2 separate regions of the Mus musculus genome follow, and region 1 is linked to region 2. The links are chromatin contacts, found by Hi-C or POLR2A ChIA-PET in ENCODE. All regions are on one chromosome and are shown on one strand. The core of a region is the stretch at or near the end of the contact, and the rest is flanking DNA. Distances in the headings are between cores, read along the strand shown.

What was found. Hi-C counts contacts between places; a loop is a spot of excess contacts on that map. ChIA-PET counts read pairs that join two places held with the same protein, here RNA polymerase II (POLR2A).
Region 1: a map of T-helper 1 cell shows a loop between it and region 2 (2.5-fold over the local background). The contact joins the enhancer-like site here to the promoter of Cnih4 in region 2. A Hi-C loop is called at or near these places in 1 of 37 maps with a recorded cell type or tissue (T-helper 1 cell). POLR2A ChIA-PET finds 5 or more read pairs at or near these places in 2 of 5 experiments (both embryonic stem cell).

What each region holds. Positions count from the first base shown.
Region 1 is chr1:181,254,975-181,258,235 of GRCm38, forward strand. No RefSeq gene overlaps it. Among named protein-coding and RNA genes, the nearest start is that of Gm39718, 31 kb to the right of the region's middle. Within about 2 kb of position 1,901, at least 3 of the 3 ENCODE cell types and tissues checked have a DNase peak (open chromatin) inside an H3K27ac peak, as active enhancers do.
Region 2 is chr1:181,149,398-181,152,908 of GRCm38, forward strand. Cnih4 (cornichon family AMPA receptor auxiliary protein 4) reads left to right here and starts at 1,534. Exons shown (of 5, transcript NM_030131.3): 1 at 1,534-1,664. The coding sequence starts at 1,596.

The DNA of each region.
Region 1 (3,261 bases), core at 651-3,150, 110 kb after region 2:
ACTCACTTTGTAGACCAGGCTGGCCTTGAACTCAGAAATCCGCCTGCCTCTGCCTCCCTAGTGCTGGGATTAAAGGAGTGCCACCACGCCCACGTAGAGACATTGGAGCAGCGACAACCACCATGCTTTAGACAGAAGCAGGTTCGGCCTTTCTCCCTCTCACAACTGTGTAAACCTGCAGTTTTCGAGGGATCTCACCAGAAGCACCATTTATAGTAAGGGACAGGCCTTAACCCCTTGCACACCCCCCTTGGCTCATGCATGGTTTTATCTTCTTTCTCAGCTAGCAATCCTATCCAGGTGCTTTTGAAGCCACACCTTAACCTCGATTATCAAAAAAAAAAAAAAAAAAAAAAAAAAAAAAGGGGGGGGGGTCTTCTTATTGATGCTGTGAGATGTAGCTTGAGAGCTACCAACATTATATGTGTGGTTGTCACTAAGACACGGCAGGGACACTCCCCCTTGAGAGGCCCACACACCTGTGGATCTGTGTGCATTATCTGACCCGAGCCCCTCTTTTTCTTCAAGCTGGCATGCCTTCTTAATAAACCCCAACTGTGTGTCTTATTGGCTCGCCCTAAAATCTCTCTCTGCAGTGAAATCCACTCCCACTTCACTTGAGAGGCAGCTGAGGAGTTCGAGCTGCTTCAGGCAGCAGCGTGGAGGTGTGTCTCGGGCCAGCTGTCAGGGGCGCTCAGTAGCACCTGTGATGCGCTGGGCTCCATCTGTAATAGAGATGGGGGTGAGGAAGCTGTGTTCACTCCCCTTTCATATGGGCAGCAGGCTGCACTCTGGCATCGATGATAAATCGACAGGTGACTAACATGGATCTTAGCATGATTAAGTGACTTGCCCAAGGTCACATCATTAGCAGACAGTCACTTAGAAGCTTGAACGTAGCTCTACTGTAGCAAGTAATGCTTTAATGCAGAAGTCTTTCTTAGCTGGATGCTTTCTAGGACAGTCCTGCTACAGGAGGTTCCTTAGACAAAGGATTGGAAGGAGGTCGGGTAGGAGCATGGGCAAGTGTGAGTCTTCCTGGGGACAGGCAGGGTGAGCTGAGGTGTGCAGAGTTCTCTCTCGTTCTGGATGGTTGCCATCGAGGTTGTGAGCAAGGGACTTACTTCCCCGGGGGTGACCCGTTGTGAGCAGATTCCAAGCTAACTGCTAAGATGAGCCCAGACACAGGCTCTTGTCTTCCCCAGGACCTCAGAAGTTGGAGTCAAGCAATCATATTTGCTGGAAGAAATGGAAATTAGGGTCTTCCTCAAACTCTGCTGGAATACGCGGGTGGCATGAGATAGCAGCCGCAGTTGCTTGTGGGAACGAAGCTGGTCAGGAAGGGGTTTCTGATGGACACGGATAGGAGGCAATAGCGCCACCCTCCTTGTAAAAAGTCTTGATCGCCCAGCAGGCGCATGAGAGTTGTGAGCCTCAGCTAACTTCAGAAGCCTTCTAGCTCAGAGTAGAGACAAGCCATCCAGCTGGCCTAGGCTGCCAGCCTGCCAAAGAGGAGGTGGGGGGAGGGGACAGGGGTGAGACCCCGTGCTGTCCACCCAGAAGACAGCTGGCGGGCGGGCGGCAGGTGGGTGGAGGTTAGCGGGCCACCCCTCCCCCTGCCCTGCGGAAGCAGCCGAAGAAACTGTACCCTTTTATTGTCTTTGCCACTGGGTGTTTTCTGGAGTAATTTAAACACTGCCAAACACAAGCCTTCCATCCTTTCTCTAGCCATTGAAAGGAAGCGGCAGACTTAAAAATCATCTGAGTGGCGAGGACTGGGCCAGGAAGACGGGAAGGGTGGAGGGAAGGGTGAGACGGAGGTGAAAGTATGTGGTTTGGCGGGTGGGACCAGGCTCGGGTGATGGGCCGAGACCTGCGGCAAGCAAGGGAGGAGTGCCCAGGCTTTGCTGGGCGGCGACCTCAGCGGGCAGGAGGCTCTGGGGAGGGCGCGGGGCGGGGACAGGCGACCTGCCAGGGCCAGTCACCCCCCTCCCCCCCCTCTGTGGGAGGAGGGCAGGAAAGAGGGCGGCCTTTATTCTGTATTAAAATCCTCCTCTCTACCTAGGACACGGTGTACTAACCTTGCACGGTATTTGATCCTATGCAATCAGTCTGCACTTGCCAGGCAGAGTCTTGGGGCCTCATGCATCTGCCGCACAGTCAGGGCGTAGACCATTGAGCCTCCCCTTCCCCCTTGCTGGCTTTGGTCTTCCTCTTCTCTGCTTTCCCTTCCGTCTGACACCATCCCACCCTTCCATTTCCTTCCTCGGGTTTGGGCTCTAGAGGAGCAGAACCCGCCTCCCTTAATTCCAGGTTCTGGGTGAGGAGGTATCACCAGCCCTAGCCAGTACCATCCGGAGGGTTTCGAGCCTCGGGGCTCTACACGGGGTGGGTCTTCCCTAATCTGGTCTTCGCACAACCTGATTATTGTACAAGCGCTGTGTTTGGTAATCTGGAATATTTCTCCCCAAGGCTGTACGGGTGTGTACGGCAGCTGTGGAACTTAGATAGACAGACCCGGGCTTCGGGTGTGTCTACCCGCGGCCCTCCTGCAAATCCTCTGTGCTACTCACGTCTGGAAACCTGGTTTAACCATGAGCAGAGTGAACCTGCTAGAGTCCATACTCACTCGAGCCTCTCCACCTGCAAAGCGCTAACAGTAACTTGCTTGCTTCTTAGGTTGTTTGGGGACTGCGGTTTAAGCGAGTCCTTCCCGAATTAGATCTGGGCTCCAACCCCAATGTTGCCACATGACAACTGACCTTGGCCTCTGTTTTCCAGTACGGGAGGGACAGTAACAGAACCACCCTCACTGGGCCCGCGGTGAACTCAGCTCAGTGCAGGATTTTTAAGTTGCCTAACACAGGTTGCCTGTCATAGTGAAACAGGACATTTTTTTTTGTGCAAGTAATTTGTAAACTGTGGTGTGTTCTTTAGAAATGTAGGCGGTTACTCGAATGCCAACAGGGTGAAATTCTGGGTTCCTGCCCCACTTTCTAAGGGAAATTGATCCCCAACCTCGCCCTGGGCACCCTGGAAGTTCCCTTCCTCAGCACTTCTGGGACCTCTGGGTGGGAGAGGCTGGTCCTGTGCTCCCTGCTCTATTATCCACCCCTCCCCCTTCACTTCACATTCTTTTCTGGAACTCTCAGCAGCTCTGGTAGGCTTCAATCCTGGAATCCTGTCCCCAACCTCTCTCAAAACAGATCTCGGACCACCAAGTCCATCCTGCTTTTCCTAGAGAGCCCAACTCAATCCTTC
Region 2 (3,511 bases), core at 284-2,783:
GAAATGGTAATTTAATAATTGTGGTTAGCGGGGGTGGGGGTGGGTGGGGTGTGTGTGTGTGTGTGTGCTGTAGAGATGGCTCAGTGGTTAAGAGTACTGACATCTCTTTCAAAGGTCCTGAGTTCAATTCCAAGCAACCACATGGTGGCTCACAATCATCTATATTGGTATCTGATGCCCTCTTCTGGCATGCAGACATATATGCAGGTAGAGCACCCATACATTAAAAAATTTAAACAAACAAACAAAATAATTGTGGTTAATTGTGGTGTGAGCTATTACATTTTCTCAGGATAAAAGACCATCTAAGGGATGTAGGACAGGCCCAGTGTGGTGGTAAAAAGGGTGCTGGATCCGTGGAGATGGAATTACAGACAGTTGTGAGCTGCCATCCAGATTCTGGGAATGGAATCCAGGGAGCCATCCCTCCAGCACACCCCCTACCCCATCCTGTTTTTTTTTCTTTTTTCTTTTTAAGCACAGCAAGTGCCTACTGTCTTGGGCCTCTCTGCTCCTTGTAAATCGTCCAACCCTGTGTGAAACCCTCAGCCTGGTCTCTGCTGCTCTTCAGGGGTTTCTTCCTGCCCTTCAGGGTACTTGGGACTGCTTTTAATTTCTGTGGTTTATTCTATCTCCCCTACACTTACTATGCAAGGTGCAGGCTTGTGGGTGCCTCCCCTCTCTGTTCATTGTGTCTCTTAAGACCTAGAACAGTGCCTCACATACACTACCTGCTTTAAATTTAAATTTAAAATGAAAGTTAAATAAATGGATGAGCGAGTGAATGGCTGCTGGAATTGGCTTCCAAAGGCAACAGAACCCACCCAAGTTCTGTTTTGAATATTTAGTTGCTACTTTATTGCCCTTTTAACCACCAGAGCAGTTGTTTGCTCTGTTCATCTCTGCACTTGAAGTGTACAGTAGCTCTTGGTCTATAGTAAGGGTGTAGTAAAAATTATTTGCCTCCCTCTTTAAAAAAAGGTTGATAACTGGATTCTGTAAAATTCTTCAAATTCAGAGGTGAGAAAGCTTGCTGTTATCAAGAATTGGCAAGCAACTGGGTAAGTGCTGGGGAAACAGGTCAGGAACTGAAGAGCAGAACTCAGTGGCTTTGTATTTGAGATGAAAAGTTATAGAATGCAGGAGGGTAGAGAACAGGCGTTAAAGCAGCCATGTGTGGAGACCTATGCCAATAATCCCAATGCAAAGAGACCCAAGTTAGAGGCCAGGCTGGGCTTACAGAGCAAGATCATACCACTCGCATACAAAGCGCATTCCACAGAAACCAACAATGATAGGCAAGGAAGGATGGATACAAAGTGAAAGAGAGACAGAAAATTTCATATGATAGGCAAGGAAGGATGGATACAAAGTAAAAGAGAGACAGAAAATTTCATACAGGGTGAGTAACTTCATGCAGTGGATACTAAATGAGGGTGAGGTCCACCTGCTATGCTCCCTGGGCACTAGTGAACTTCATTTCCCATCATGCATCGCGTCGCGGAGGTGGCGTTTTTGGACCACAACTCCCGGCATGCCGCCTATCCCAGCGGCGCGGCCCGAAGCTGGTTTGACGGGCGGAGCGGCGGCGGAGGATGGAGGCGGTGGTGTTCCTCTTCTCGCTCCTCGACTGTTGCGCGCTCATCTTCCTCTCCGTCTACTTCGTATCCTTGGTTGAAGCGGGCCGCGGCCGCCGCTCGTTCCCAGGGCTACCGCCGGGGCAATGGGCAGAGGGTGGGCCCGGCGGGCGCTGGCAGGTTGGGGTGAGGGGGCGGCGGCGCGGGCCCGGGTCGCGAGCGGAGGAGCCTCGCTGCGCCTCGGGCGGGCCTGAGCCAGCTCCCCCTGCCTCCTCTTCGCCTGCCTGGGCCGCCGGGGGTCCCCGAGAGAGCGAAGCCGTTCAGGGGCATAGCCGGCCGGCCTGAGGCTTTGCCGCCTTCTCTAGTCCCCGGCAGCACCCTTGCCCCTTTGTCCTTGTGGGTGTCTGCCCTTCTGGAGACTCCCCACACCCAGGAGATGACTCATTCCAAGAACTGGCGGTGTGCTTCCTTCACGTGCAGTTCTTTAGGGTTTTTGAAAGAAGCATCCACAAAGTGTTTCTGGTTGCCTTCCGCAGTGGACTATCTGTAAACTCAGTAACTATACCTGTGGCTTAATCCCCAGTTTCTAAACTTTATATATATATATATAAAATCCGTGTTAACATTCAGTATTTTCTATAGTTGTTTCTGTTACAGGTTTCAAACAGTATTTTCCAGACCAGTACATGGTGTTCTTCAGCCTAGCACTGTAGTAGTTGTGTGATGTGACTTCAGTACTCTCAGTCCTTGGGGGATGATAGTCTTTGTTACAGCACGCTGCTGTAATGCAGTAGTGTAATGCACAGACCACTTTTAAGTAATTAGATATGACTAGTAAAGTGCTCCAGGACCTGTGGCTGTTGCCCCTTTCCCTATGAAATCACGTCCTCTTTTCTGATCGAATTGAACTTTTTGTTTGTGCAGCCCTGGAATGGCTGCACAGAATATATTTCCCGCTTTTATGATGAACTGACAGTTTGTCTTAATAGGAAGAAACAAACTTTGGAACTATGAACCTTGCCCAGTACTGTATCTTACCTGCTTCGATTTTCTTTAGGATTGTAGATATGTATTTCCTAAATATACACAGTGAGAATTTGTGTCAAACACCCAGTGGCTGCCCAATTGAAATTATCTAGCAGCAGTTCTTACTTTGATGATTTCTCATGCAAAGAGCCCTGTGTTTTATTAGCTTTGAGGAACTGAATAAAAGGGCAAGATCTCTTACCTAAGTTCCAATGACCATTGTTTAGCTTATGATATAAGGGACCAGAGCTGTTTGACAGAAATGCAACAACAATTTTTTATTATTTTTGTAGTTTGGAAAATTTGATCATTAAAACAGTCTTGGTGTATAACAGATCATGTATATATGTACATGTTAGCTGGAATGTTGAACAGTGGTTACACAGTCAGGGCACATTTTGGTGAGAATTCAGATTTTACAGTGTTGTAGGATTGTTGGAGTAATTGCGTTACAGAGAGTAGGTGGGAAATGGTCAGAGTAGATTTCATGTAAACTATAGGAGTGTGTGGAATTAGAATAGTGAAGAAATCTACAGGGGAAAGGGGACAGATATTTGCAGTCACTGGTCAGAGCAAGGTGCAGGGCAGGCATGCTTATTTTTGTGTGATGGGTAAAGATCAGGAGCTCATGGTTCCTTAGGGTCATCATGAGATCAGATGGGAAAGGAGGGTTAGATCAGATGGGGGGGGGGTTTCATCCTGCAAGCAGTAGGGAGTCGCTGCAAACTTTTGACATAAACAAAATGACTTTAGGTCAAGGATACACAATTTCTGTTAGAAATAAATTCATGAGATTTTTTTGTTGTTGTTGATCTGAGGGTGTGGCTCAGCTGTAGAGTGCCTCCACAGAATGGATAAAACGAGGAAATACATTTATTTGGTGACAACAGTTAACAAGGTATCCCACT